2 separate regions of the Homo sapiens genome follow, and region 2 is linked to region 1. Evidence: chromatin loops called from intact Hi-C (ENCODE). Cell type or tissue: heart right ventricle. All regions are shown on one strand. Each heading gives the region's core, and the rest is flanking DNA. Links, peaks and the distances in the headings are about the cores only. Region 1 holds the start of LINC01312 (long intergenic non-protein coding RNA 1312). Region 2 overlaps TARID (TCF21 antisense RNA inducing promoter demethylation).

Region 1 (15,327 bases), core at 2,425-10,424:
AAGGGGTGGCCAGGTGCAGTGGCTCATGCCTGTAATCCCAGCACTTTAGGAGGCTGAAGTGGGCGGATCACCCAAGGTCAAGAGTTTGAGACCAGCTTGGCCATGATGGCGAAACCCCATCTCTACTAAAAAGTACAAAAATTAGCTGGGTGTGGTGGTGTATGCCTGTAATCCCAGCTACTCAGGAGGCTGAAGCAGGAGAATCACTTGCACCCAGGAGACGGAGGTTGCAGTGAGCTGAGATTGCGCCATTGCACTCCAGCCTGGGCGACAAGAGCAAAACAGAAAGGAAGGAAGGAAGGAAGGAGAGAAGGGGAGGAAAGGGGAGGGAAGGGGAGGGAAGAGGAGGGAAGGGGAGGGAAGGGGAGGGAAGAGGAGGGAAGGGGAGGGAAGGGGAGGGAAGAGGAGGGAAGGGGAGGGAAGGGGAGGGAAGGGGAGGGAAGGGGAGGGAAGGGGAGGGAAGGGGAGGGAGGGAGGGAGGAAAAAATAAAAGAAAAGAAAGAAATTAGGGGTATTTGGGCAATGTACTCCTTTTTTCCTATAAAGGAATGCCTGAGACTGAGTAATTTCTAGGGAAAAGAGGTTTCTTTGGCTCACGGTTCTGAAGGCTGTACAAGCATGGCACCCACAACTACTCAGCTTCTAGTGAGACCTCAGGAAGCTTTTACTCATGGCAGAAAATGAAGAAGGAACAGGCGTGTCACATGGCAAAATAGGGAGCAAGAGAGAGAGAGAGGAGGAGGTGCCAGGCTCCTTTAACAACCAGATCTCATGTGAACTAATAAAGCAAGAACTCACTCATTACCAAAAGGGTGGCAGGGATCTGTCCCCACGACCCAAACACCTCCCACTAGGCCACCTCCAACATTGAAGATCACATTTTAACATGAGATTTGGAGGGGACAAATATCCAAACCATATCAGGCAGAATAAGCAGAATGAAGAGAATCAATATAAAACAGAGCATATTAGCCCAGTTTGGATGAAGTATACAAGTGAACATTTTGAGCCAGCTCTCTTTCTCTCAGTAGCTATGTAATTCTCGCTTTCCTGAGCCAAACTTTTCTCCAAATATCTATATTTATAAAAATAACACCTAGCTCAGGCAGTTGTTATGTGGATTAAATAAGGAAATAACAGAGTGGTGCAGACTCAATAAATACATGTTGTCTTTTGTTAATGGTGTAGTCATAGGAGTTCTCAACCAGGGACAGTCTTCTTCCCTTCTCCAAAATTTGTGGACATGTTTATTATTTTATAATGCCCAGAGAGTTCTCCTGGCACTTAGTGGATGGGCTCAGCGTGGCTAAATGCTCTATAATTCCTGGGACATTATGGTTCAACCAATAATATTCCCTCCCAAAGGCCAATATTGTTTGCATTAAGAAACATGGGTAAGAATAATAGAAGAAAAAGCTGGAGACATAAAATGAGACTAGGTTACAGTAAACTTTGAATACAAGGCTACAGAGTTCACTTTGATAGATAAGGAGAAGCCACTGAACTTAAGCAGGAAGTAATAACACCAATGCTTTCAGAAGGCTAATATAACAGGGGCTGGCAGCATAGACTGAAAGTGAGGGAGGCTGGTGGGAATGTTATAAGTTAGCAGGTGCTCACCATTGCCCCTGCATGAAGCACTAGAGGATTGCAGTGAACCGAGATCATGCCACTGCACACCAGTTTGGGAAACAGAGCAAGACTCTGTCTCAAAAAATATACATATAAAATGAAAATTTAAAATAAAAAGTCTGTGAGGACAGAGAATATATTCATCTCCTGCACTTTATCTTCATCACCTTCTATGGTATCTGGCACCTAACTAGTATGCAACATTTGCCAAATAAAGATATAGCTGAAGCTATAATTGTGAAAAAAGTTATCTCGAAAATAACTATTTAAAAAAAGATGTGAAAGAAAAGTATATTTCAACAATAAAAAATTATTACTTATTATTATTATTGCTGTTGCTACCATTTGCAGAGTACCTGTTACCTAATCTTCACAACCACACTGCAAGGTTGTAGATCTTATTAACCATAGTTTAAATAGGAGAGAAATTGTACCTCTAAACTTTACACTACTAAAAAAATTCAGGACTAGCATTTAGCCCCCAACCTTTTGACTCCCTATTCCAAAATCTTTCTAGAACATTAAATTCTCTTCAGTGAGGGAGGGATGAGGAACCCTGACTATTGTGTTGCAACCTAGAAAGAGAGAGAACACATCAAACAGTTACAGAGATAAGTCAGGTGGCTTGGCAGGTTTAGCTTTCTAGGGTTACTTTGGCAAATGAGCAGATCTGCCTGAGAATCTAAACCACCCCATATACAGCCTGCATTGAATGTCAACTTAGTTGCTTCATTCAAGGAGCCTTCCCAAGAGAGATCCCAGCTGTTGCTGCTCGCCTTAGCTTGGCCACTATCTTGCCTTAACTTTGGCTGTTCTGTTTCTGATTGAAACTTCTGGCATACAATGGCCTATTACCTGTCTACCTTCTTCAGCAGCTGCCTCTGCTGATGTCACATAAATGCCATGTACCTTTCAACAAAGAAGAAGATGAGTGCCTCATCAACTTAGGCTTTTGCCCATACTTCTAAGGTTCACTATGTGAGACCTCTAGAAAGTTTCCTATTGATTTTAGCTTCTAAAAATCTCTTGAACCTCTGTACTTATCACTTACTCTCCACTGCTACTATTGACAACTCTCCCCTGCACCATTTTAATAGCCCCTAATATGGTTTGGCTATGCCCCACCCAAATCTCATCTTGAATTATAATCCCCATAATCCCTAGGTGTCATAGGAGGGACCCAGTGGGAGGTAACTGAATCATGGGGGCGGCTTCCCCCATTGTGTAATTGTGATAGTGAGTGAGTCATTACAAGATCTGATGGTTTCATAAGCATCTGGCATTTCCTCTGCTTGCTGGCATTCATTCTCTCTCCTGCCATCCTCTGAAGAGGTGCCTTCCACCATGATTGTAAGTTTCCTGAGCTCTCCCCAGCCATGTGGAATTGTGAGTCTTTATACTGTGAGTTATAAAGAAAAACCTCTTTTCTTTATACATTACCAAGTCTCAAGTATTTCATCATAACAGCATGAGAATGGACTAATACAACTCCTCATCTGGCTTTCTCTCATCCACACCTATCTCCCTCTCTAATTTATCCTCCACAATATAGCCAGAGTAATTCTTTTTAAATGCTCATATGGTCTTTCTCCCTTTTTTCTTAAAATACCTTAAAAACTTACTTTGGGCTTAACATAAAATCAAAATGTTCAGCACGGTTTCAGATCCAACAAGATCCAGACCTGGCTGAACTCAGGGGACACAGACTCCCTCACCTTCTGTGCCCTGGGCACATTAGTCTTCCTTCAGGTCCTCACAGATGCTGTGCTCCTCATGCCAGGACCATGGTACACGTTGTCCTGGCTCACTGTGTGCCTGGTTGACTCCTACTCATCCTTTGCATCACAGCTCAAGGGTTACTTCTTCACAAGGTTCTTCCCAATTCTTCAGCCTCAGTCAGGTCTCTCAAGACTCCCAACTTATTTCCCTCATCATACAGATCCCAATCTGTGATTACATAGTTTTGTGTGATTATTTCTAATTAATGTCTAATTCCTCCACTATTATATTATCAGTACCAGTACAGTGCCAGCTGACACTCAATGAGTATTTGTTGAATGAGTAAATGAATGAGTTTACAATTTCAGAAAATAGAATGTGTTACCTTAGAAGAAAATCCACACTATGTGGAATGCTTCGAAAAGGACATGCAGTTTTGAATGATTTCATAATATTACTTTGTTTTCTACTCCATGAGTAATTTCATGTTAAGTAAAAATATTCTGTGGTTGAAAACTCAATAAATTAGTATGATTTACAATAGGAACAACAAAAATTTAACTTTCTAGTATTGATGAGGTTCTTTTCTGAGTATATAACTTTAAGCTGATTTCTATTTATTAGTAAAAAGATGATATTTTAATGTGCTTTTCTGCTTATCTAGATTTACAATATTTAAAAATCTTTGCTCTTCAAGTTTCATTTTTTCCTTTAAGGATTTTCAATCAAAAAGTTTAGTAATGAAGCATATATACAGTTCATGAACATGAACATATTTTAAGACTTTTGGGAAACACTCAAAACAAAAGCTATTTTGAGAATTAGGAAATAGCTTGTCTGAATATTGCCAAGTGCATTTGGAATAACCTTTTTGTGGGATGCAATAAAAAAGAAAGACGAAAACTTCAACATTCTCAGTTCAAGGTTACAAGGGAATGTGAACAAAAAGTGTTTCTCATTCTGTTAACACTTGGACACACAGAACATAAAAACAGTGTCTTCTTTCATTTAAAAAAATTTGAAACACACACAGGGAAACTTTGACCTTCTTGCCTTTTAGCTTCTCTGAGAGAGTTCTGCATAAATTTTGACCCCTTTTTCTCCTGTCCAACTTTTTACTGTGTATTTAATGAGCTTTGGATACCTATGCATCCCAATATATCCATAATGAGTTGGCAGTGGGAGAGGAAGAACAGGCCTGCAGATGCTGCTTCTATAATGGACAATGCTGTTGTAATGTCAGGACTTCCCTCTCAGCTGCAAACTGAAGGAGAAGGAAAATGTTTCATTCATGACACATTAAACACAAATACCATTTTTATTTGTTTGTTTGATTGTTTTTATTTTTGTAGAGACAGGGTTTCACTATGTTGCCCAAGCTAATCTTGAACTTCCGTTCTAAAGCGATCTTCCAGCCTCAGTTTCCTAAAGTGCTGGGATCACAACTGTAAGCCACCATGCCTGGCCAAAATACCCTTTTTAAAAATAGAAGGGTGCTGGCAGAGTCAGACCAAACAATTTGTCAGGGCAACAGCAAATTTTTAGGCAAAGATGACTCCAGCTCTTAAGAATTAGGAACCTGGCCAGGCGCGGTGGCTCACGCCTGTAATCCCAGCACTTTGGGAGGCCGAGGCTGGCGGATCATGAGGTCAGGAGATTGAGACCATCCTGGCTAACACGGTGAAACCCCGTCTCTACTAAAAAAGTACAAAAAATTAGCCCGGTGTGGTGGCGGATGCCTACAGTGCCAGCTACTCGGGGGAGGCTGAGGCAGGAGAATGGCGTGAACCCAGGAAGCGGAGCTTGCAGTGAGCCAAGATCGCGCCACTGCACTCCAGCACGGGCAACAGTGCAAGACTCCGTCTCAAAAAAAGAAAAAGAAAAAGAAAAAGAATTAGGAACCTTATTCTGAACATCTGTATCTTAATCAAATGTTTTGCTCCATAATTAAAAACTCAGAGCCTCAGGTACTATTTTGTTCCTATGCAATCTGCCAGCTAATGTAATAGTGTTATAAGAATTTTAAATAAGTAGATAAAATAAATTAAGGATTTAAAATAAAATAAAAATGTGTTTCAGGAGTGATTGCAGAGAGAAAGAACGTTACACAGTCTGGACCCCAGACCCAAAGGGAATTTAGAGTTTAAACCAAACATAGTGTGGCTGGCGCCCCTACTGGACAAGTGAGGCACTGCACATGCAGCGGGTTGGGCCTGGGTAATACCTACCTACCTGGAGAAGTAAAAATTCTCGCATGCCAGTGGCGTGCGTCTGAAGTCCCAGCTACTCCAGAGGCTGAGACGGAAGGACAGCTTGAGTCTGGGAGATGGAGGCTGAAGTGAGCCGAGAGTCCCCCACTGTGCTCCAGCCTGGGCGACAGAGTGAGACACTGTCTCAAAAAAAAAAAAAAATGCCAGGACCTGGGCCCTAGAGTCAGGGTATTTCCTAGAACCACAGTGCCAGTATGGTGCAGTAGAACAGAACAGTTGCAGAGGGGAGAACTGAGAGTGAAGAAGAAATCCAAAAATTGTTACTATGTACTGGATTAAAAGGAATTATCCTGTGAAAGCAAAGACTCCCAGCTTGTGTCTGTCTTGGAGCCGACTGGACAGTCTGCCTCTTCTTTGCCTAATGCTTCCCCTTTATAGCATTTGGGCAAACTTTCTCCTGTAAAAATACATCTCAGTTTTTAGAAAAGAACTTTACAGCAAATAATCCAGCTCATTCATTATGACCTAAACCCAGACATGAGGAAAATACATTTATTCAATATGGTACCAAATATTATTAAATGTATTTGTATTAGTCCATTTTCACACTGCTATAAAGAAATTCCCTGACGCTGAGTAATTTTTAAAGGAAAGAGGTTTCATTGACTCACAGTTCTACATGGCTAGGGAGACCTCAGGAAACTTACAATCATGGCAGAAGGGGCAGCCAGCACCTTCTTCGCAAGGTGGCAGGAGAGAGAGAGAAAAGCCCAGGGGAAAGTGCTGTTTATAAAACCACCAGATCTCGTGAGAACTCACTCACTGTCATGAGGACAGCATGTGGGAAACCGCTCCCATGATCTAATCACCTCCTACCACGTGGGGATTATGAGGATTACAATTCGAGATGAGATTTGGGTGGGGGCACGGCCTAAACCACATCAGTATTAAATATGCTACTGAATAGAAATAAATAGACTTATTTAGTATACTATTAAATGTGTAAGTCAATACACTTATTCCATGCACTATTAATTTTATAAATTAAAAAATATACTACAGCAAGAGGCTGAAAGAAAGCTAAGTAATTTTTTTAGAAAATCTGAAGACATTTTACTTATAATTCACAAAGCACAAACATTGTGTATAGCAACAGAAGCAAGCTGTGATAGGACAGAGCTAATGAAAAACCAACGATAATCTCAGATTGCCCAAGAAACTATAGCAACTCATCAAAAATAGAGTATCTTCCCTAATTTTAGCCTTTTTGGAAGTAGCAGTAGGCTAACCTCCTTCAACTGATGAGAAAACCATAGCCCAGCCTCCTGGGATCACAGCTACTTGAGCAGCAAAACAAGGAATAGAACTCCCGTCATTTTAAGGCACCAAAAATCAAGATCTTTACTCAAGATACAGTCTCCATCCTATGAGTTTGCTCCCAGAAATCTCATTTTTCTAAAATCTTTCCCATCTTTGAAAGTGGTCATTAAATCAGCTACTTTTTCAGACTTTTGTAGTACATAGTATATATCTGTTTCTACTTTAATTATGTATTAGTATTTTAATGATTGAATAATTAATTTTCATATGAAATAAATAAGTTAAAATCTGTACTGGTTAAAATAAACTTATGTAATCAATAGACCTGGACATTTTAGTCAGTTAAAAGCAATAGCAATTTATTTCTCACATATGTAGCAGCAGAGGGCTCGTATTCATACTAATGGGCCTCTCTCCTCAACCTGCTGTGTGGCTGTCCTATCTTCTAGTGATGCATTATCATCTGTATCCAGTGGGCAGAAACTGGAGAAGAGCATGGAAAACCCCACAGGTGCACTTATAAAAAGCCTCAGCCAGCCCAGATGTGACACAAGTCACTTTCACTCAAAAGCCAAGGAAGAATGGGAACTGAAGTCTTAGCATTTGCCTGGCAGTATTCCCTTCACTAAAGCAGAGGAGAGACTGGACTCAGGTAGATAGCTGACAACCACAGCCATTCTCTCAAATCCAGTACTTAAGGCTTATGTCTTAGTCAATAAGGTAAAAAGAAAATCAATAAGGTAAAAAGTCAAATCTCAGAAAAATGCTGAGGTTTTTTCCTTGTACTTACTTAATCCACCCATTATTTATTAAAGGCTTGTGCTGAATGCCATAATAATAAATCCTGGACTTCACACAACTTATATAAATTAGCAAAGAATATAAGACTGTGCAATTAAAGTTACACAAATAAGATTTTTTTAAATCAAAAGCATACTCAGATTGAAATGAACTTTCAGTATCACCCAAAGCACAAAATTACTACTTAAAAGAAAGTAATCAGTCAATAATACACATTCCCTGAACATATGGTTTGCACAAGACACTGTTCTGCAATGCTCTGAGTACACACAAGTATAGTATTTGCATCCTATTAGTTCCTCTCTAATTGTGGAACTAATCATTGAAGGCAGTCTATGATTTCTTTTTCAATTTTAAAATCAGCAATGCTGCTGCCACACCTCTGAGGTAAGGTCATTTCCTTGTTACATGTAACCTTGCTCTCTTTTCAGTTTTTAATTCTATTTTGATTATTTTTATTTATAGAGTTCACCTGTCCTGAACACACTACTTCTTCATCGAATATATCAGGTATATATAATCCAGTCTTTGTCTCTTCTATCACCATGTCTTGTAGACAAAGCAAGGAATGCCACAGTCTTGGTCTAATTACAGCTTAGCCTAATGAGTACACGCTGAGCGGTATAAGCCCAAATCAACAGGCCACCCACCAAGAGAGTAAAAAGAAGACCCTGAGTCCTCCCACAGAGACCTGGAAGAGCTTCTGATGGAAACAGGAGATAATTGTGTTTTGCCATTGGCAAATGCATATAGCACCTAGCACAGCAATACATATGATTTAGTGTTTAATATATATTACTGAAAGTGTGATAACGAAAAGAAAAATAGTGATTTGACAGACATACAGCCCAGTGTCTTCCTCCATACTTTCTCCCCATATTTCTAAAGGAGGAATTCTAGGAAGAAACTAGTGGAGAAAAAATATATAGTCACTTACATTAGGCCACTTATATTTGACTGGGGCTTTTCAAACTAAGATTCAAGACACATTTAAATTAAAAGGTTGTGAGCCTCTAAGTGGATTTCAAAATATTTAAAAATGTATACCTTTTTTCTACTACCTTGTAATGATCTAGGCAGTTTTTCACTTCACAGAATTCCTGGTTTGTTTTTAATGTTAAATTTTGCCAATTGGAAGCAAGTAAACACTTGCGGATGTGCTACAGATAAGTGAGTCTCGAATGGGAGCTGATAGAAGAATATCAGAATCTCTGCAGAGATAATGGAGCTAGGAATGTGTAGTTTGGAAAAACTCCCCAAAATGATTCTACAACTCCCCCACCCTCACCCTCATTTAGAACTACTGTTTGAGCTGTTACTTCATAATGAGATCAAACTGCTGTCATAGATGTGGAACACCAAGACAAGTGGCTAGAAACCTTGTACATGAAAACAGCGGCCCACCCAAAGTTTGTCTTTTCCTAGGAAGTTATAGAGAAATGAGGAGGTAACAGAAGAGCAGTCAATAAAAGAAAAATTTCTTTAAAAGACATATGGGTGGGATGAGAACGAATGATTCTTACTTTATCTGTAGAAATTGAATTTTGCTGCAACTAAGAGAGACCTCGAAAATAGTGATTTACACAAATAAAATTTTGTTCCATCAAGAAAACTGATATTCAGCAGTCCAGGCTGATGCAGTGGCTTCAAGAGCTCTTCAGCAACCCAGGCACCTTCCAGGTCTTCTTTCCCAATTCTAGTGCTAGTAACTCCTTCATCTCATCACCCAACATGGCTACCAGAGCTCCAGACATCACGTGTACATCTGAGTTCCAGGAAACCAGACAGAGGGAGAAAAGAAGGGCATGCACGCTCACTTTAAAGAAGACTTCTAAGAAGAACCACCTAAAATTCCCCAACCTAGTCCCAAAGCTCACTTGGCTGCTTTCAAGCCTGGAAAATGCAGTCTTTAAGCTGAAAAATGCTATGACAAAATCAGGTATTTATATTAAAGAAAGGAGAAGGATAATTGGGAGATAACAGTTTCTGCCTTAGAGACCTTTAACAACCTCAGAATCAGTCATAAAATTAAATTTATATGACATACATGTAAATTAGAAATATATATGAATTCACATTCATTGGAAATCATTTGGAAAAAAGCTAATCCAAAATTTGGGGTTGTATGAGATTTATATCAATCAAATGTCAATGTAAAAGACTGACATAAAGTCGGTCAGGTTAGGATCAATAACCGTATTTTCTCCTTAGCAGTAAGTCTCATTCTTAGTCTCAGACTTTAAATTATTTGTAATTATTTTTTCATATAAATTCAATGATTTACCTTCAACTTTTTCTAAGCATCCAAAACTGACCTGAAGCCCTGATGCTTCAAAGTTAACTTATAGTTCTGTGATTTGTCAAGTATAAAACAGGACTTTCTCCATTGTTTCAGATAAACAATACATTCACGTTTTTTGATAATTAGGTATCTCCTATCTGATTTTCACAACCTAATAATTAGTGACTGCCCAACACTAAACAATATCTTAAGAATATAAATAGTTCAATAGATGATGGTGAGAAGAGTGATATTAAAGATAATAATTTATAAAGGTAGCATGAAGCCAAATATTAAACAAATAAATAACAAATTTTTAACTGTCTAATATATTTAGGGACTTTAATGAGTGATTAGGTCATCTTTGATATGAACACATCTTAATTATTGAAATAATACTCAACAAACTCCTTCCTTACTCAATTTGGCTTTGTAAATTTTCATTAGATTTGAAATCCATATGGATGGAACTCGCAAGAAATATGAGTTTAATTGAGGAGTTTCAGTGAAAGAAAATTCTTAAGAAAAAAGAAATGAATTAAATAGAGCAACTTCAGTGTAAAAAACTTCCAGGATCTTGTCCTACACCCTACTCACTTCCATTGACATACCCTAGCCTTTGCCATTACCAATTGCAGCCTTTCTAGAATCTCAATTTTAAGCAGCCCATTCTCTGACCAACAGCTTCTGTTTTTGCAATGTATTCCTTCTACTTCTCCAACTTCACCAATCCATTCACAGTACCGCCTTCTCACTGTCTCTCAGTGCCCCCAGTTCCTCACATCTCTCCTTACCCACCTAAAATTCCATGGTTGTTCACTGTAATTTCTCCCCTGAATACACACCCAAACACTTCATCCTCCTTTGCCTTGTCGAATTTGCTAGGAAAACCTCCAACCATGGTTATATGCATCTTTCCATCACTCCACACTTACATTACATCCAACTGAACATAGATGGAGAAAAACACACAACTATGCCAAATCTCTAGCAGCTCTTTCCCCATCCTCACTCTCAGTGGATGACCTGGCTTCCATTTTTAATGAAAATAACAGAAGCAATCAGAAGTTCTACAAGCTCTCACCCCACACCCATCTATATCCTCATACTTTCCTTCCCGTCCTCTTCCTGTAAACGGACTGTATGTGGTCCTTCATCTCCATTTGTGTACCATATCCCATCTCTTCTGGCCTATTAAATGACATGTCTCCAGCAATTCTCCCTCCCTCTTCTGCCTCATCAACTGTTTTTCCTCTCTTGGATCACTTCATTAGCAAATCAGTAGGTTTTCACTTTACCCATCTTACCAAAAAAAAAGCAAAACACAAACACCTTTTTGCCCCATTTCCTTCCTCAGTATATTAGTCCATTTTCATGCTGTTGATAAAGACTTACCAGAGACTAGGAAGAAAAAGAGATTTTAAGGGACTTATATATATATTTCCACATGGCTAGGGAGGCCTCACAATCATGTCAGAAGGCAAAGAGGCACAAGTCACGTCTTACATGGATGGCGGCAGGCAAAGAGAGAGCTTGTGCAAAGAAACTCCCATTTTTAAAACCATCAGATCTCATGAGACCCATTCACTATCACAAGAACAGCATGGGAAAGACCTGTCCCCATGAGTCAATCATCTTCCACCAGGTCTCTCCCACTGGCTGCCTCCCACAATACATGGGAATTATGGGAGCTACAAGATGAGATTTGGGTGGGGACACAGAGCCAAACCATATCACCCAGCTATCACTCTCTGCTCCATATTACAGGAAAACTCCTTGAAAGCGTTATCTATATTTGCTGTCTCACTCTTCTCCTGCCATTCCGTCCTGAACCCATTTCATTCAGGCTTTCCTACAGACCACTTTGTCTAAGCTGCTCCTGTCAAGGTCATTGGTGACCTCCACATTGCTGCATCACAAAGTCAATTCTCAGTCTTGACCTCACTTGATGTATCAGTACCATATGACAAGCTTATCATTCTTGAGATACTTTGTTCACTTAGCTTCCAGGATAATATGCTCTCCTAGTCTTCCTCCTCTTTTACTGCTGCTCCTTCTCAGTCTCATTTGTTCATTGTTGGAATACTCCCAACCTCAGTTCCTGGGCTTCTTATACATCTATACACTCCCTTGGTAATTTTGTTCAATCTCAGGCTGAAGACTCTCAAATGTAGATCCTTATCCACGACCTCTCCCTTGAACTCCAGCTCTTTATAGACAACCAGCTACTTGACAGTTCCACTTGGATGTCTAATAAGGCATCTCAAATCTCACTTACCTAAACTGAAACTCCTGGTCTCTCCATACACATCCAACACCTGCTCTTCTAGCAGACATCTCCATCTCAGTTAATGCCAACCCTATCTGTATTGGTCAGGCTCAGCTGGGTTCTGCTGAAGCAATAAACGAACTTAACACTGTACCAGCTTCCAAAAGCAAAGGTTTATTTCTTGCTGCCTATCTTCTGCCTGTCTCCTATAGTTGCCATCCACATCAGCTTTACTCCAGGAGCCAGAATTACAGAATAACCTTTATCTGGAAAATTACTGGATTTGTGGCAAAAGGAAAAATGACACACGAACCAAGTGCTGGCTCTTAAAGCTTCTGACCACTTCTATTGGTCAAGCAAGTCACATGGCTTCCCATTTTCCACAGGGCAGAGGTGTATTGTCCCCTCACGGGAAAGGAGCCTACATCTAGTGAAACTAAAATATTTGGTAAACAGTAAAACAGTCTACCACACTGGTCCCCCAGTTGCTCTGGCTAAAACTCTTGGCTCCTCTCCTGTTTTCAAATCAAATCCATCAATAGATCTACCACTTCTAGGTTTGAGCATCCTGGTCCATATGCCATGTACAGGTTTCTATCTGGTCTTCCTGTTTCTACCCTTTCCCCACTAGCCTATTCTCCAGATAGTGGACAAAAGTGAACATTTTATATATTTATTTATTTTAGTTATTAAAATGTGAGTTTAATTATCTTCTTTTGGAATTCTACAACATTATTTGATAATTTTTTTCAACTTTTATTTTAGAATCAGGGATATATGTGCAGGTCTAATCATACCTTTGTAACAAAGGTATGATCTGAGGTTTGGAGTACAAATGAATCCGTCATCCATGTACTGAGCATAGTAGACAATAAGTGGTTTTTCAGTTCTTGCCCCTCTTCTTCCCTCCTCCCACTTGTATTCCCCAGTATCTATTGTTCCCATCTTTAAGTCCATGAGTACCCAATATTTAGTTCCTACTTATAAGTGAGAACATGCAGTATTTAGTTTTCTGTTTCTGTGTTAGTTTGCTTAGGATAATGGTTTCCAGCTGCATCTGTGTTGCCACAAAGGATATGATTTAATTCTTTATGGCTGCATAGTATTCCATGGTGTATATGTACCACATTTTCTTTATTCAGTCCGCCATTGATGGCCACCTGGGTTGATTCCATGTCTTTTCTATTGTGAATACTGCTGCAATGAACATATGGGTGCACGTTTCGGTAGAACCTGTGGGTATATGTACTGTAATCAAATTGCTGGGCCCAATGGTAGTTCAACTCTTAGTTCTTTGAGAAATCTCCAAACTTCTCTCCACAGTGTCTCAACTAATTTACATTCCCACCACAGTGTATAAGTAAGTGTCAACGTGATCATTTTAAAACACAAGTCAGATTCTGTTGTGCTTCTTCTCAAAAGTGTCAAATGGCTCCCCCTCTCACTCAGGGTAAAAGCCAACATCTCTCCAACAACCTTGTAAATTCTGACATGATCCTTTCATCCATCACCTCCCTGACTCCATTGCTTCTTCTTCATCTCCAGTTCACTCTCTTCCAGCTATGCGGACTGCTCTGCTGTCCTCAAACAGACCAAGTACATTCCAGCCTCAGGACATTTGCACTTGTAATTTCCCCTTCCTGGAACGTACTTCTCCCAGATTTCCATATGGCACACCTCCAATCCTCTTCAGGTATTTGCTCAGATGCCACTTTTTCAGTTTGTCTGTATTTGTCAATCAATTTAAGATTTTACCCCCATCCCTCACCCTGAAACTCCCCCTTCTCTTTCTGTCTTAATTGTTTCCATAGCACTCATCCCTGTGCAATTTTCTGGTGTATTTTTTTTATTGTCTCTCTATTCCACTAGAATATAAACTCCTTGACTGTATGGACTTTTGTCCATTTTATTCATTATTGTAGCCCTAACATACTTTATCTGGATCAATTGACAATAAACATTTATTTAATGAATAAATTAGTGAATGATTCAAACTATAGAAAGCTTTGAAAAACTCAAACATAGAAAGATGTAACTTAAAGAAACAGAAGAAAATATAGTAAATATTAATAAATATTGTGCATTCACACAAACCCAAGAAGCTTGCTGGGTTATCTGTCCCAAACTAGAGAAAATGAAAAGAATCCGAGTGGGGAAATAACACTAAGGAAAAGCACTAAAAGTGTTACTTCTAAAACTATAATATTAATGACCAAGGCAAAACTCTAAAGTTCCCTGTTTCATTTATTACAAAATGCTTAATTTAAATTCCAATTTGAAAGTATATATATTTTAACTATTTATCTCTGCCAAAGCAAAAATGTAGTAGACTATCTCATAAATAGCTGTGCCACTCTAAGTGGTCAATCAAAATTTACTTCACTTCTGATTCCAGACTAAAAAGAAAGCCTTTTGGCTAGATTAATTATCTGCATCCTAGGCTGGTATTGTCTGAGAGCAGGGTTTCTCAACCTCAGCACTATTCACATTTGTGGGCTAAGTAATCCTTGTAGGAGGATACTCTTTGCATTATAGAATGTTGAACAGCATACCTGGCCTCTACCCACTAGATGCCAGTAGCACTTCCCCAGTTGTGACAACAAAAAATGTTTACAGACATTACCAAATATCTTCGGGGTGGAGGAGGGAAAGGGACATAATCATCTTTTCAGAACCACTGCCCTAGAGTATTACAATGCCCATCAAGGCAGCATTCCTGTATGGTTTCAGGTTGTGACCCATAAAATGCTCTGTGGGATTATTAGGAATTATTGCACCAAACTAGGCAAGCAGATTCTAAAAGTATGATTTGGGGAAATAATGAAAAGGTTCCCCTTGAAATAAAGCACTCCTGATTTTTTTTTCCTTAAAATTACTTTCTCTTGGAAGTGTAGAAAGATGTTGCCTGGAAGGCGTAACTTATTATTAAGGCATATTGGCCATTAATGCTTTAATGATGGCCTAGGAACAGAGCTCAAAACCAAGAGGAAAGACAAAAGAAGTTTTAACAGAGAGAATGAAAGAAAATTCTAGAACATGAGATGGAGGCTCTACAGTGGGTAATCTTATTTCACGAAATACATGAGGTTTCTGGA
Region 2 (15,327 bases), core at 2,760-10,759, 49 kb before region 1:
GGTGAATCATTAAAAAAAAAAACAAAAAACACCTCTTTTAATGTCCATTTTTGGCAGAAAATAAAAAGGTCTTAAAATATTACTGTTTTATACTTAATGATTTTAAAATATGCTTGCTTCACTTTCACTCCCATAGAATTAAATGACATTGCTCATTAGGTGTTATGAAATAATAAAAATAATCATATTAATAAAATGTAGTTGTTAGTGTAACTTTCTCCAGAAGTACTCACATTCTAATCTAACTTCCGAAACCAAAAGAATCACTGAGAAAACTATGTAGGAAACTTTAGAATAAATTGACAGGTATCTTAAAAGGTATATGTAGAGTGGTGCCAATCCATTCAACCATTTACTTATTCATTCATCAAGTGTTTAGCTCTGTGACAGACTTCTCCTGAGTTCCATTTCCTCAGTTTCCTGACAATCAGATTGGACTAGCAAATGTATAAACTATGTAACTCAGGGGTTTATAGCTTAATGTTCCTAAATTAATCCTCTGATAATTTTATTAATACTAGTATTCACCGAGCTTTGCTGCCTTTCAAATAACATTTGCACTTTTATTGCAGCATGGCCTTCTCCTGAAGACACAAGTACCTTACACTGGACATGTGCATGCCCGGTTGATGGTTAATGTATGTCAGGGATAGATCTTGAGTCCTCCAACAAGAGTAACAACAAAAGCATGACAACTGAGTTTTGAAGAAGACTTTTTTGCTTGAGTTAGAACCCCAAGAAGTCTTTCACAGGCCCCGGAAACTATGTCATGTCCCTCAGCTATCCTTGCTCAAAGCCTTCCTTTTAAAACAGGTCTCTCTTCCCCTATTAAACCGTCAGAGCTATGAGTGCAGGGATCAAGTCTGTCTTGTTCATCCCATATATTTATGCTTAGCACGGCACCTGGTCTATAAGAAGTGTGCAAAAATGGTGAATGAACTTTGACAAAGCTTTCTCAACACATTATCCCATTTGATCCACTCCTCCTACACCCTCTTCACAAGATCATTTTCAATGTCAAGACCCATAACTGCAGTATACCACATACTCAGCAATCAATGAACAGTCATTTCTCATCGTCTCCTTGCTGTGGGAGGGTGGGGAATGTGACATCACAGTCAATCAGATGTTACAGTGGGGCAAGAAAAAAAGATGAGCAGAAAGAAGGCAAAGTTTATATGGAAAATATTCAAATCGAAAAGTCAAGTTAGGAGAAAATTTTCCTAAGGGAGCAGCACTGGAGAATAAGCCAGCCCAAAACATTTCCAGAGTACCAGTCATAGTGCCTTCTCTGCAAAGTAAACTACCAGGGGTTACCAAAAGCTTAAATAACCTCCTGATCTTTAAATTTTCTGATACTAAAGAAGTCTGTAAAGGAGGAGGCTAACCAAGTCACCCAGTTTCTAAAGAGCTCAAGTGCTGGCCTGGCTCTGAGGTCCAGCAACAATATCTATTGTCTGCCTACTATGTGCAGTGATGTAGTACATTTCTCCCTCTTCCAGATGGATATCACATTCATAAACCTACAGCAATGAAAAACTCAAAAGCTTCCCCAGAATGTCTACTCAAGGACACTTAGTAAGACATAATCCATACTAAGAAAAGCTGAATAATACTTTCAGATCCAAAGTGTAAGGATCCCATGGGTATCTTGTGTAATTACAATTAATAATTGTATGCAGGTGCACACAACTCTTAGTGCTTTCCTAACTTTTCCAAAACGGCTTAAGAATTTGATCAGGGGAACCACATCCACTCATATACCCTGGAATGTCAACTTGTACTTTCCCTGTGAAGATCTTACCAGTACACAGACTCAGGGGACACACATGGAGTGGAGGGAGAGAAAGAACAAGAACAGCCAGTTCAACCCAGAGTATCAACAGTTGTCATAGCTGCATGTTCTTACATTTAGGTAATTTTTTTCCAATGTAGGAAGAGAGATCTTGAGATAGCAAAACCTTGCCATCAAAATCTAAGCAGAACACTTGGAAGATCCAGCTCAGGCCAGCCTGTGGCATGAGGGAGCCTCTGAAGCCAACCTGGGCCACCCTGTCAGAAGTGCTGTCACTTTACATTGTTTGCAGGAACCACAAAAATGAGACCTCATCTTAACCCTAAAAGGGCGATCCTGATGAAATTCCAGAAGGCAATCTAGAAGAGATTAAATATACTATGACTACACTGCTTGGATTGTTCTGTAATAAGCATGCATCATTTTTACAAAAACAGTAAAAACAATTCTAAAGATAAAAAAGAAAGGAAGGAAGGGAGAAAGAAAGACAGGGAGAGAGGGAAGGAGGGAGGGAGAGAGGGAGAGAGGGAGGGGGAAGGGAAGAAGGAAGAGCACATGCTTTGCTCTTTTATCCTTGGTATTCACAGAAGGCTGGGGATTGCATAATTAGAAGACTTACTGGCCCTTTAACCACATGCTTCACTAAAGCACATCATCATTTCTGAACCCAGATGCTTGATTTCTGAATACTGTGGCTATGGAGGTTAGTGCAGAATCTTGGATCAGCTCTCATCCTCCCTTAGTTCCTCAAAAATTCACTTTGGGTCCGGCAACATAAAGCACTGGTAAAAGGAAACAGAACTTCCTACAACTTCAGAGAAAAAGATGAGAGGGCTCTCAAAGTCTTCTGTGCTAATGGGAAATATTCATTCTTGACCTCTTTTCCTCTCCCTCCCGAGGCTCATGGCTCTTTATAGACACAACTAGGGAGTTTGAACAGTTTCTCTCATATTTCTAGGTCAAGAGAGCAAAGCTAGAGTTGTTCAGATATTTACTGAATGCCTAATAAGCACAAAACCTAGTACTTAGCACTATAGGGATCCAAAGAAATAAAAGACATAGTTCCCACTGGAGCAAGAAGAATTATATAAGCAAAAGTTAAATGATAGATTAGCAGCAAAACATGAGATTTAACAAAGTTGTTGCCAAAGGCAAATGTGCAAACCGTGAGAGCTCTTCTGACCAAGGTAACGTATTTAATATACACTGCTTTCTTTAATAATTAATCATGGAATACGAGTATGCACTTTGGTAAAAATAAATCAAAATAAATAAGGGTTGAAAAACTACCTATCAGGTACTATGTTGACGACTTGGGCAATGGAAAAATGAGAAGCCCAAGCTTCAACATCACACATATTGTGATTTATTACCCATGTAATAAACCTACACATGCATCCCCTAAATCTAAAATATGAAAATGAAAAATAAAGTTAAATTAATAAATAATTGATTTATCAACATCTGTTACATGAATATACACACATGCACACATGCAATCACCAGTCTGTTAAGATAAAGTTGAAAAAAATCATAACTATCTATGAATTTTAAATATGTAGAAAGCAGAGATTAAGCAAAGATGGCATTTATTGAGCATTTTTACTGTGCTCCAGGTACTGTCCTAAATGCTCTGAATGCATTTTTCTCAATTAATTCTTGTAGCATATTAATGGGATAGAAATTATTACCTTTTATATCTAACTTAGGTTTATTAGAAAGGTTTAAGTAATTTACCTAAGATGTCACAACTAACCCCATATTTTTGAAACATTGTACGTTATATTACAGAATTGGAGTGGTCAGCGTTGTACAGAAACAACGTTTGTCTGTCCTTAGGAAACTTAGCATTTCATAACAAACTCAGGAGTGTCACAGGGTTGGCTTAACTATTCCCATAAAAGGACAATTATTATAAGAAAGACTCAAATATGTATTGGTAAATTGGCTAAGGAATAGACTTAACTAAAACAACTTTTTGGAGGGAGGTGGACATTTAAACCAATTTGTAAAGAAAGTCTATGAGTAATTCATTCATAGCTTCTCATTAAACTCTTCTTGGACACCTAGTATGTGTAAGTCCAACCCCTTATGATGACAGAAACAGGAATAAAACAGATAGAATCCCTGCCTTCAAGGAGCTGATAATAATCCGGTGTGAGGTGATGGGATGGTGGGAAGGTGAGGAGGAAGAAGACAGACAATACAATGGGTAGTAAGTCCTGTGATTGAGATATGGACAAAGGGATGTAGAAGAATAGGGATGGAGCCACAAAATTCTCCCTGTGGGAGCTGGGAATGGCTTCACTGAAGAGGTCATAGCTGATCTGGGTCTAAGTAGATTGGCAAAACTTTGCCTGAAAAATAAGTGGTAGAAAACATTTGTAACAGAGAAGAAAGTAGGTACAAATGCATGAACATTATGAAGCAAGGTTTTCCAAATGAGAAAAGTTAAACACCTCTAAAATGGGACAAAGCCAGGAGCTATTTCAGGTAAGCTTGGCACTAATGGGAAATATTCATTCTTGACCTCTTTCTCTCTCCCTCCAGAGGCTCATGGCTCTTTGTAAACATAACTAAAGAGATTGAACAGTCTCTCCCATATTTCCAGGTCAAGAGAGCAACCCTAGAGTTGTTCAGGTATTTACTGAATGCCTAAACAACCTTAGAGAAAACAGGGAAATGAGGGAAAGGCAAGACCAGTGAGTGTAAGAAGAGGGAAAAAGGGAAGAATTGTTAAGAAAGTATGGCTGATCACAGGAAACTAGGAAAAACCAATGCTTTTCCTTTTCCACCTAGGGGAAAAAAGTCATAATTTATCCAGTTATTCAACCAGAAACAGAGGTATCATGCATGCCTCCTTCCACTCTCTCATTCCCTAAATCTTATCAATCACTGAGCGTTATCAATTCCACCTCCTAAACCTGTCTCTTGTCTACTGGCTTCACTGCAGGCTCAATGCTACCAAACTAGAACGGGCCTCTTGGCTGGGCTAATGCAGCAGCTTCCTAACTGTGCCTCACCAGTCCATTCTCCTTCCTTTAGCCAGCGTGATCTTTTTAGACACACAAATCCCATCACATTACTCTTCCAGGCACTTCCCAAAACCCTCAAGGTGAAGTTCAATCTGAGCCACGTGGTTCACAAAGCCCAGTGAAGCCATTACTTATTCTGTTCCCCACCCCACCTCCTAGTCCCACCCTCGCCTACTAAACAAACACACACATGTCATGATCTACTAATGTGGAATTCCTTTCCTTTCCTCAGATATGCCATGCCCTCTCTTCTTCAGACTTCTACTTACCCCGAAGCACTTTCTTCTGCATCTGAAGCACTCTTTTCTCCAAGTGTCACTTGGCTAACTCCAACTCATCCTGTGGACCTCAATTTACATGCCATCTTTTCCAGGAAGCCTTCCCTGATGTTCAGGGCAGGATTATGCATCCTCCCTTGGTGACTACATAACACAGTGTTCTTTCTCTTTCCCAGCACTTAGAGATGTGTAATTGCCTGCTTAGTGATCTGTATTCCCAAATAGACCTTAAGTTCCCAAAAGCAGGGCCACATCCATCTCATTCATTATATCTCCCTTAGCAGCTGGTGCATATTAAACCAGGAAGTACATGACTGAATGAATCCTACTCTGGGCCAATACTGAAGGAGGATGAAAGCTTGGTAAACAACAGTGACTGAATCAAATGAGGTTCAGTTACCAACTCTGTGACCAAACCACGCAATTCAGGTTTAATCAGCATTGACTAAGCAGGTTCCAAGCAAAATGAGACCAAATTGTTTTGCCGACCTGGATCTGACTGTGCAGTTTAGTGAAAGCCAAAAAACTGAGTGTCTATTCAGGGCTGAAGATGGTTCTCTTCCCACCTTGGGTCCAGAAGGTAAGAGTTATACAAATAAAAAAGCTGGAACATGAGGCTTGAGTCAAGGTGGGGGTAAGAAAATGATCCCAGCACTTTGGAAGGCCGAGGTGGGCGGATCACGAGGTCAGGAGATCGAGACCATCCTGGCTAACATGGTGAGACCCTGTCTCCACTAAAAATACAAAAAATTAGCCGGGCGTGGTGGCGGGCGCCTGTAGTCCCAGATACTCGGGAGGCTGAGGCAGGAGAATGGAGTGAACCCAGGAGGCGGAGCTTGCAGTAAGCCGAGATTGCGCCACTGCACTCTAGCCTAGGCGACAGAGCAAGACTCTGTCTCAAAAAAAAAAAAAAGAAAAAAAGAAAATGATCTTATTTGGCAGATTGGAGAAATACCAGGCATTGATTTTTAGTTCCCTACCATAAGAAAATACCTAAAAGCAGTACAATAAGTTGTTATCTATTGTACTGTTTATAACAAGATGTCCCATATTTAAATTACAATTACTTATTAAATTACAATTTATTCCATAAAATAATATGTATTACATACTTCAAAAAATGCAAGAACTTACTTTTATCATCTCCTAAATGTAAATAGGCTCTTTTCCCCTTCCCTCTACTTTGCACCTAAACCTTATTTCATTCTTTCACTGTGATAATCTTTCGTGATGTTTTTCAGAATCCTTGTACTGGTTTGAATAAAGTGGCAGGCAAGGCCAAATGAACTATAGCTACCTACCCTCCATATATAAAATATAAGGCTGTGCATGTGGCATAATAAAAATTCCAATAAATACTTGGGTATTTGGAAAGGCCAGAGGAGTGGGCAGGAAATGACATGAGATAGAGGAATGCAGAGGTACCTGGCGAAGGCATCAGGAAGGTCTATTGCACTTCTGTGCTTCAGATCTGTATCTCTGCTGAGCAGTTGTTGATTGGTCTCTTTGTAGCAGCATCTGTCTAGAGGTAAGAAAAGCTGGTCATTATCTGGCTTCCAATTGTGTACAAAGTCTGATAACACTTTCTGTTTTTCAAGAATAATTAAAGCTTTTCTGAACTTTTTTGGGTAAAAGCACACTTAATCATCACGCAGCAAAGCTGGCAGCTGGCCAAAAGCAGGACAATCAAAGGGCTTGCTCTCAGAAAGCCCCAAGCGGATCCCTCAGCTTCGGATAAGTACTAGTGGGAGAAACGCAAGGACCCTGGTTCTGGAAGTCTTCAAAACCCTTCTGAGTAAAAGCAGATCCTTCTACACTTCTGAGTAAAACTTAAGACTAGAGCATGAAAAGGAGTGAAGAGTCCATGAATAATAATTTTTATTTAATAAATAGAGAATATAGAACAGTTTACAGTTGTGAGCCATAAAGATAATTCTTAAGCAAGAATTTCTTTTTTAATTGACTTGTCTGAATATCCGCCCTCCCTTCCCCCCTAAAATAAACCAAAGTATTACTAGCTCTGGCAGTTTTATACTAAAATGCAAGGTTATATTTAATCTGGGAAAACCTAAGATAAGCACATCCTTCCTAATTGCCTCTTTCTAAGTTATGTTTCTTGTAACTCCTCAAGTTAGAGGCTCAAACCATATTTTCAAGGTATTTATCACATTTTATGCCTCTAACTCTGCAGTGTTCATCCTCATGGGGCCCATCCCAGGGAAGGCGACAGAAAGACAACCTAAGTGAATCCCCCCTTCCTTAACAAACCACAGAAGCTGCCAATGCACTGATGTCATCAACCAGATTGCTTTGTTCCTCCATTGATAATAAAGCAGTCATTTTAGTTTATAATAACTGTGAAAATAAAAAGAAATCAAAGACTTAGAAATGTGTTGGGTGATGGTCACTGGCTCTGATCTTACTGTATGTATGACCCTTAATTAATCCCACTTACCTTCTTGCCTCACTTTGTTCACTTTACAACTAGGTGTTTAGGCTTCTAGAACATTATCAAAACCCCCCACTAAAATTCCAGGAGTTCTTGGTCTATTTTAGAGGTACCTTATTAAAAAATACATAAAATTTGTCCTCCATGGCAAATATCACCTGTTGCCTTCAAGTTTCATGTTTATTTTGCATTTCTTTTTTAAAAATACTCACTTGCATTTTAATACTTTCATATTTTAATTTTTTAAATGTTGGTCCACCTAAACTTTTTAACATTATAATTTAATGCAAGGCAAAAATTATATAGATCTCAAATATTAGTTAAGTAAACATTAATACATATTTTAAAAACATAAAAGCCTTAAAGAGCTTTGAAATTACTTCTAAGTTTTTAACTTCTAGAAATTTAGCTGAACTGTGAAATATTCATAATGTAGTAAGATTGACTGAAGAGGCAAACACCAAAATCATATGATTTTTTTAGCACACTGGGAAATGATGTCAACTTAGAAAATATAAATTGTTGGGTGACCTATTGTATTCATTTTACCTACTTTTCATTTGGTACATTATTATCTCTGAGATTTATCGATTTAGCACAATCCACAAATATTATATGAGGAGAGGAACCCTTTCCTAATCTTTATGTCCATGTATTCCTATGAATATCGACATCAAAATGTTACTGTCTTGAGTTCAATCAAGTATTACATTTCCTTTTTGAAAAAAACATTTTCTCCATTTTCTCTCCTTTGACTCTACTCCAATTTTCTATCCCATGTTACAATAACCCCCACTATTTTGAGAATTTCTGTTACAGATTTTTACCTCTTTGTAGCTCCTGCTTTAATGGAATAGACTTTCATTCGTCTTCCTTCAATAAATATTTATTGAATGCTTACTATTGCTAGCCAGTGAATTAGGTGCTGAGGGGGCATAGAGCTAAACAGACACAATCCTTGCCCTCAGTAAATGGACATTCTCAAGAAGCTATCCCTCCTCTCTAAAGCCCAGTTTCTTCATCTATAAAATAGGGTAAAAATAATTACTGCATGAGCTGTTATGAAAATTAAATGAAATTACAACTTTTAAGCACTTGGCAAAATACCTAACTCTCAGTAAATATTGTGTATTCCATTTTCTTTCTTAGGTGCTATAATAGAAGAAACTCAACCACAGACATAATATTTGAGCCATGTCTTGAAAAGGGTTGGTTTTCAAAGGAAGAAAGAACAAGGAAGGAAAACATTCCAGATACTGAGTGTATCCAGTCTGTACATGAAAGAGCATATTACATGCTGTTTTAAAGAAGTAGAAAGCTGCCCCATAAAGCTAGGAAGAACAAGCAGGACATGAAACTGGAAAGCTGAGCTGGTTTAATGAATTTAATCCTGCAGAAAACAAAGAACCACAAGGGACTTTGATGAAAAGAAAATAACATGATTCCAGTTGTGTAACGGAAAGATCACTATGGAGAATGGGTTTGTAGGGCAACAGCCCAAAGGGAGTGAAATCAAGTAAGAGATTCCCAAGATCAGATTAGAGAAGATGATGTCTGAACTAAGACAATGACAGTTACTGAATAATAGAGATTGAGTTGAGAAATAATTTAGAGGCAGCATCTACCATATGTGGTCACTGACTACACCTTGGGATAAGAGTTGACCCTGAGGTTTTCAGTTTGGTGGTAAACCAGATGAATACACCATTAACTAAAAGAAGAACTACAGAAAAAGAATAAATATATTGGGGAAGCAGAGGATGAGGATTTGGAGAAAGTTGGAGATTGTGGACATGATTCTAGACAGAGAAAACACCAAGAGAATACCAATCCTGAGAGGGCAGGGCAAAGGGAAGGAACCAATACAGAAAGTCTATGAAGAAAGGTTATAACCATAGAGAATAACATATTGGGAGTCAAGAGAGCAGAGAGTTTTCAGAAGGAGGAATTAAAGATTTGTGCCAATATCACAGAGTGGTCAAGTAAGAAAGCTAGGAGAAAGCTGGTTTAATCTTCTAACCCCAGGACTTGGGGAGAGGCAGAATGGACAGCATTCCCTCCAGCTGGGTTTGAGGAAGGGAGTGCCATCAGAGCAAATTCATGTTTTGGGTAAGCTGAGAAGGCAAAAGGAGCACTCTATAGAAAGTTTAACGATCTGGGGGAAAATTAAAGATCCAGTATTGCAATGGACATGTTTGAGAGGAGAGCCAGTGGGTGGAGGAGAGAGAGGTCACTAGACCACCAAGAAAGGACAAGACCATCCTGGATAAAGACAGAGCATGAGAGGATTAATAATGAGGGAATTCTGATTCTTTTTATCTTTGTCTTAAGTGAAATAATTCTTAGCACTTTGATTACCTATCTGATATTACATTAACTTAATAATTTAATACTTTGGCTGTTCTTCAATTCTTTCCTTGTATGTGAAGCTGCTATGCCAATCTAGGCAACAGGGATGCCAACCTCCATAATGAGAAAGCACTGTCAAGTGGGTCCAAGATTCCAAATGCTTTTCCCATTCAAGTTGAAAGCCACTAGTTCCCCTGTGAGCTTCTCAGGTGTCACCTCTGGATGTAATGACAGTTTTGATATGCTACATGGATGCCTGTTTACAGTAGACTCCAGTCATTTTCCCAACAAGGAAAACCTACATCTGCATTCTTTTGATTTAGCTGTTCATCTTTGTAAAACACATACAGAACTGTTACTTACTAGCCAAGCCAAGACATTATCCTGCAGGAGCTGCCTGAAACCCCACCATAACTGTATTTAAAAAAAAAAAAGAAAGAAAGAAAAGAAAAAAACTGGCAGAGTCTAGGTGTGCCCCTTGCAGTTATTTAATAAGCTAAGAGAGAAGATTGGGTAAACTAGATGTCTAAATTGAAAGATAAAGTTCTGAAAATTGTTTTTGTCACTAGATATGCCTTGTTGAGGGCCCTGTTTTCTTTTGCCAACATGCTGAGTCTAATATTTTACAGCCAGCTTTTTCAGCAGTCCTGTGGTTAAAGAAAAAAGATGGACTGCTAGAGATACCACATTTGGACCAGCTGCAGGAATAACTTAATCAACATGGCCTGAAGGATGTTGTTCAAGTGAGTAGTTTGCTCTACTCTCAAATTAGTGAACAAACAGATTATCAAGGCCATTTGTTGATATGCTTACCCTAGTGTGGTAATGTAACGTATGGGTCAAAAATTTCTTGACACTCATATCAAAAGGTGGGATCTATGTCCTATCCCCTTGAACCCAGAAAAACTTATGATTGCTTTAGCCAATAGAGTATAGCGTAAGTGATGGGGTTTCCAACGCTAAGTCAGAAACAGTCATACAGCTTCAGTCTGGTCCTCTTGGAACACTCTCTAGAAGAAGCCAAGCACCATGAAATAAGTCCAACTATCCTGCAACCACCAGGCTGGAAAGGCCATGTGTAGGCATTCAGTAAAAGTGCAGGTGAGCTCCTATTGAAGAGCCAACATCAATTCCCAGTAATATGAGGGAGGCATCTTGTACATCAAGCCTAACTGAGCTACTGTATCCCCAACTGAACTACTGCATCCCCAAACTACTGTATCTCCAGCTGATATCTGCCTGCAACTGCAGAAGAGATTTCAAGCAAGAATCGCCCCTCCAAGCTCTTTCCAAATTCCTAGCCCATAAAATTATGAGCAAACCAAAGATTAAGTTGCTAAGTTTCAGAGTAATTTGTTACACAGCAATAGTAATCAAAACAGAATTAGTTACCTAGAAGTGGGTTACTGTTGAAAACAAAAATAACAACAATAAAACCCAAAAAATGTGCACTGACTTTGAGACTGAGTGCTGAACATTCAGCTTGGGTGCTCAGAAAAAGCTGGAAGGATTAAGGAGACTACTGTCAGAAGTCTAATGGCCCTCGAAAATACTCCGTGAGAGCTTAAAGGTAATTGAGAAAAATGTTACTAGAAGCTGGAGGAAAGGGGATTCTTGTTCTGTAGTGGGAAAATTTAGATAAACTGTTGCCTGCAGTAACAGAAAATAGAAAATGTGCCTCAGGAACTGATGGATTTGGCTAAGGAGACTGCTAGACAGAATGAAAAAGTCAATTGGTTTCTTTTAGCCATATATTCATAAGGCATAGATAGAGCAAGATGAGCCAAAGAAGAAAACGTTCAGTTTCCAAGATTATGTGGAGAAAATAGAAAGCAGCCAAGGCTTAATGGACTTGAATACAGCACTGTTTCCAATCTCTCCCAGAAAAAGATTCTAAACATAAGAAAAGGTCTTAGGATAAATATTGAATCTGGAAAAATGTGGTCTCATGGTCAATACGAAGACTATGTTGTGACAGCAATTTTTAAAATTTTGGAATCATTTTAGATGGTGCCTCTGAGACATTTTCAAACAAAAAAGCCTTATAAGTATCTTAAGGATTGCCTGGTGAGCCTTTCTGTTAAATAAGGCTTCTAAGACTACTAAGAGTGTGGTCTCATAACCACCTTATAGGGAGCCCGGGGTACAGAAGGACTTGCCTGGGAGAGATCTGCGCATGTGGATTTTATCTAATGGAGTGGATTTTAAATTGGTACACAAGAAGCTTACAGAGTTTCTAAAGGAATTGTATAAGCTTGAACTGAAATGAACATAGACAGTACAAAATGGAGGGATGCCCTTGAACAGGAAGCAGACTAAAAAAATGACTCAGCTGCAACACCAGCCATTTCCTGTGGAAAGGAAAGATGAATCAGAGAGATAGAAGCAAGATTCTGAGGGCAAACCAAAATCTACAGACAATTAGTCCCAGACAACAGTGCTGATCCCTCATTTAAAACTGGCAATTTGTGCTCAGCTTATTCCAGACACACTATAAATCAGTGGCGATTATCATTTCCATTCCCCCCTTTTTAAATGAGAGTATCTCTAAGTTGTCTAATTTCTATTCCACCAATTTCTACTGGGAGTGTGGGAGTAGATAATGTGTTCCTTACGTCACAGATCTTCAGATCAGGAAGAATGGTACTCACAGAGCTGAACCCAGGGAACAATATCTGAAGAGACTCCATCCTAGAATTGGTTTAGTTAAGAAGATTCTGAATCTCCAAGCCTGATGCTGAAATGGGATGATAGGTGGTTGGGGGGATAAAGAGGAGAAGGGGAATCTTGAGAGGGGATGACTGTATTTTGCATGTAGGAGAAATAAAAATAATTTGTGACCAGAGCATAGACATTGATTGTTTAAAATGGATCCAAAACTTTGACATTCCTTCTATCCAGAGGTAGGATCTATGTGGGTGTATTTATGACTATTTCAACCAATAGAGTATGAAAGAAGTGATGCCATGTAACTTCTGAGTCTAGGTAAGAAAATATCATGCAACTTCTGCCTGATATTCTTGGACTTCTCACCCTAGGGGAAGCCAACCACCATGAAAGATGTCCAATTATGCTGAGCCTGTCATGCTGGAGAACTCACCCATAGGTACTCCAGTCAACATCACCAATAGCAAACGCCAGTCATGAGAGTAAGTTATCTTGAACATTGAGCCAAGTCAAGCCTTTAGATATTGGCAGCCTCAGCCAATATCTGATTGCAACCTCATGAGTAACTCCTAAATTGTCACCCTCAAAATATGGAGCAAAATAAAATGAATATTTTAAGCCACTGAGTTTGGGGGGTAATTTGTTATTCAGCAGTTCTAAGTGAAATACCTATAAATATTTTTCAATGATAAATGTGTCTTTTTAGGATGAAAAGTCTTTCTTCGGGTTAGGTCAGAAAGAAAGATCAAATATGTAACATAAATCATAAGACCAAGAGGCCAAACGGAAGTCAGAAATAAAAGCTGGACAAAGTGAAGGTTTAATTAATGAGAGGATGCATAAATAATGGTATGTTTACCATATAGAATATTTTGAAACTATTGTTGAAAATTTGGGGCCATATTATTAGATTTGGAAGAATTTTTATGAGGTAATGTTAAATGGGAAAAATAAGACAAAAAAGGATGTTAAATATCTCCCCTCATATATGTGTGTACGTATACATTTGAGTGTGTATTTCTGTGTGTGGTGTGTGTGTACATAGAGATTATTTTCTGTGTTCTGTATGTACAAGTGTATATTCTAGATGTATGTGTGCATATGATTTTTAAGCACAGTTAAAAATATGGTAGTATATGAACTAGATTGCCAATATGGCTACCCCACAGTTGGGAGGCAAAAGGTTTGGTAGTCAGAAAGGGAAGAGGGGAAAGGGAGCCAAATAAAAAGAAAAAGAAAAGAATGATTGTATTATGAATTTGTGGTCAAATATTTATGAATTTATACACTATATATATATATGTTTACATAAGTTAAATAATTCAGATATGTGTATGTGTGTGCCTATGGGGACACAGAGCATAGATTATAGATGAAAGTATTATTACTGGCTGTCAGCAAGAATAAAGACAGAAATAGAGGACCAAGATAGTCATAGCAAAACAAAGCACAGAGGCACAGTGTGAAACTAGCTCAATCCAAGCAATAAACACTAATGTAATGGTGTCTAATTGAGGAACACATAGATACAGGTCAAAGCAAATATTAAAAGTAATTGGAGTCAAAAGAAAAGAGATACTGAAGAACAAGATAAGAGTATTGGGCAAAAGTAGGAGAGCCAGGAATAAGAAAATCTGAAACAATAGAAAAAGTAGGGCTAAGTACTGAGGCAGAGACAAGATTCACAGAGCAAGCAAGAAGTCGGAGAAGAAAATGCTAGGGACCACCAGCCACAAAAGACCTTAATAACTGATAGCATGTCTTATCTTGGCCAAGGAAGTTACAGATAATGTTATTTGTGGATTACTTGGGGACAGGCAGTGTTACATAGGAAAAATGTGTCTAATTAGTGACAGCTAGAAACTCAAAATCTACTAGAGTGAAGCAGCTTACTATGGAAATAAGCAGCATTTTCTGAGGTGTGGAACCCCTTCAGAAGAGCTCTGAAATGTGTTTTCCAGAGGCAAGTGCTAGGTTCTGCCTATCTACCCATAAATTTGACAGCAAGAAGAGTCATTACTACTTTCCCTTGAAATTTCATACTGACTTTTGTCCAACAATTAGTTCAATTAAGTCATATTCACTCATTTCTAGGAAGCTCAAATTTCTTTCTCTAGAGATAAATAACACTGTACATTTACACTTACCATTTGATCCATTTTGGAATCACAAACATGCCAATAAAAACTTTTTGGTCCATATGTCAATTTACTAAGTTCTTCAGGTGGAAATTGTAAGTATAGTAAAGCTTGCATCAGTAAAAAGAAAACTCTCTTTCCAAATGTGTCTATGATATACATCATCCAAAAAAATTATTTCAGAACTGCCTCTCTATGCTAGAGAAAACTGCAAAACTTAGTGGAATAAAGTGGAAGGCAAAACTGTTTAGGGAAACTGTCTCCAAATCATTTTAACAAATTTCATACAAACAGAAATACAACTAGGCCAGTCAGAAAAGAACTAGTTATTCTGACATGAGAAACGAGTTATTCTCATTTCTCCTAGTCCATGAGAGAAAGATCATATTTTCACATCTTTTTATATTTTGTGTTATTGGATTCAAAAACCATGAGACACATGCCAAAATGTTAACAAAGCCTCCCCTAGAAAACAGGAAGAGAGGTAACAGAATTGGAATTCTTATTATTTCATTCTGAATTTTTTAATTTTTAATGAAGAGCCTCTGTTATTGATGTATTAAAAAAATTTTAAATAATTTTAAAAATAAAAACAATCTTATAAGAAATAACATTG

The links. Peaks named below come from ENCODE experiments on the same cell type or tissue, not always from the same donor. Only the 100,000 strongest peaks of a DNase experiment are listed, where the experiment ranks them.
Region 2: a loop joins it to region 1, with 1.9 times the contacts of the local background. A loop is called at or near these places in 2 of 110 quality-filtered maps.

Annotation. Positions count from the first base shown.
Region 1 is chr6:133,812,115-133,827,441 of GRCh38, forward strand. The region is part of intron 2 of TARID (TCF21 antisense RNA inducing promoter demethylation); the gene reads right to left. LINC01312 (long intergenic non-protein coding RNA 1312) reads left to right here and starts at 9,033. Exons shown (of 3, transcript NR_027030.1): 1 at 9,033-9,621. In heart right ventricle, for the core only: a CTCF peak has its summit at 5,533; no DNase peak of the experiment used is centred there; H3K27ac peaks cover 1,209 bases.
Region 2 is chr6:133,762,298-133,777,624 of GRCh38, forward strand. It overlaps TARID (TCF21 antisense RNA inducing promoter demethylation), which reads right to left. Exons shown (of 9, transcript NR_109982.1): 3 at 6,534-6,626. LOC124901402 (a long non-coding RNA gene) reads left to right here. Exons shown (of 3, transcript XR_007059772.1): 3 at 8,707-9,899. Among named protein-coding and RNA genes, the nearest start is that of LINC01312, 51 kb to the right of the region's middle. In heart right ventricle, for the core only: no CTCF peak of the experiment used is centred there; a DNase peak (open chromatin) is centred at 6,786; H3K27ac peaks cover 399 bases; H3K27me3 peaks cover 425 bases.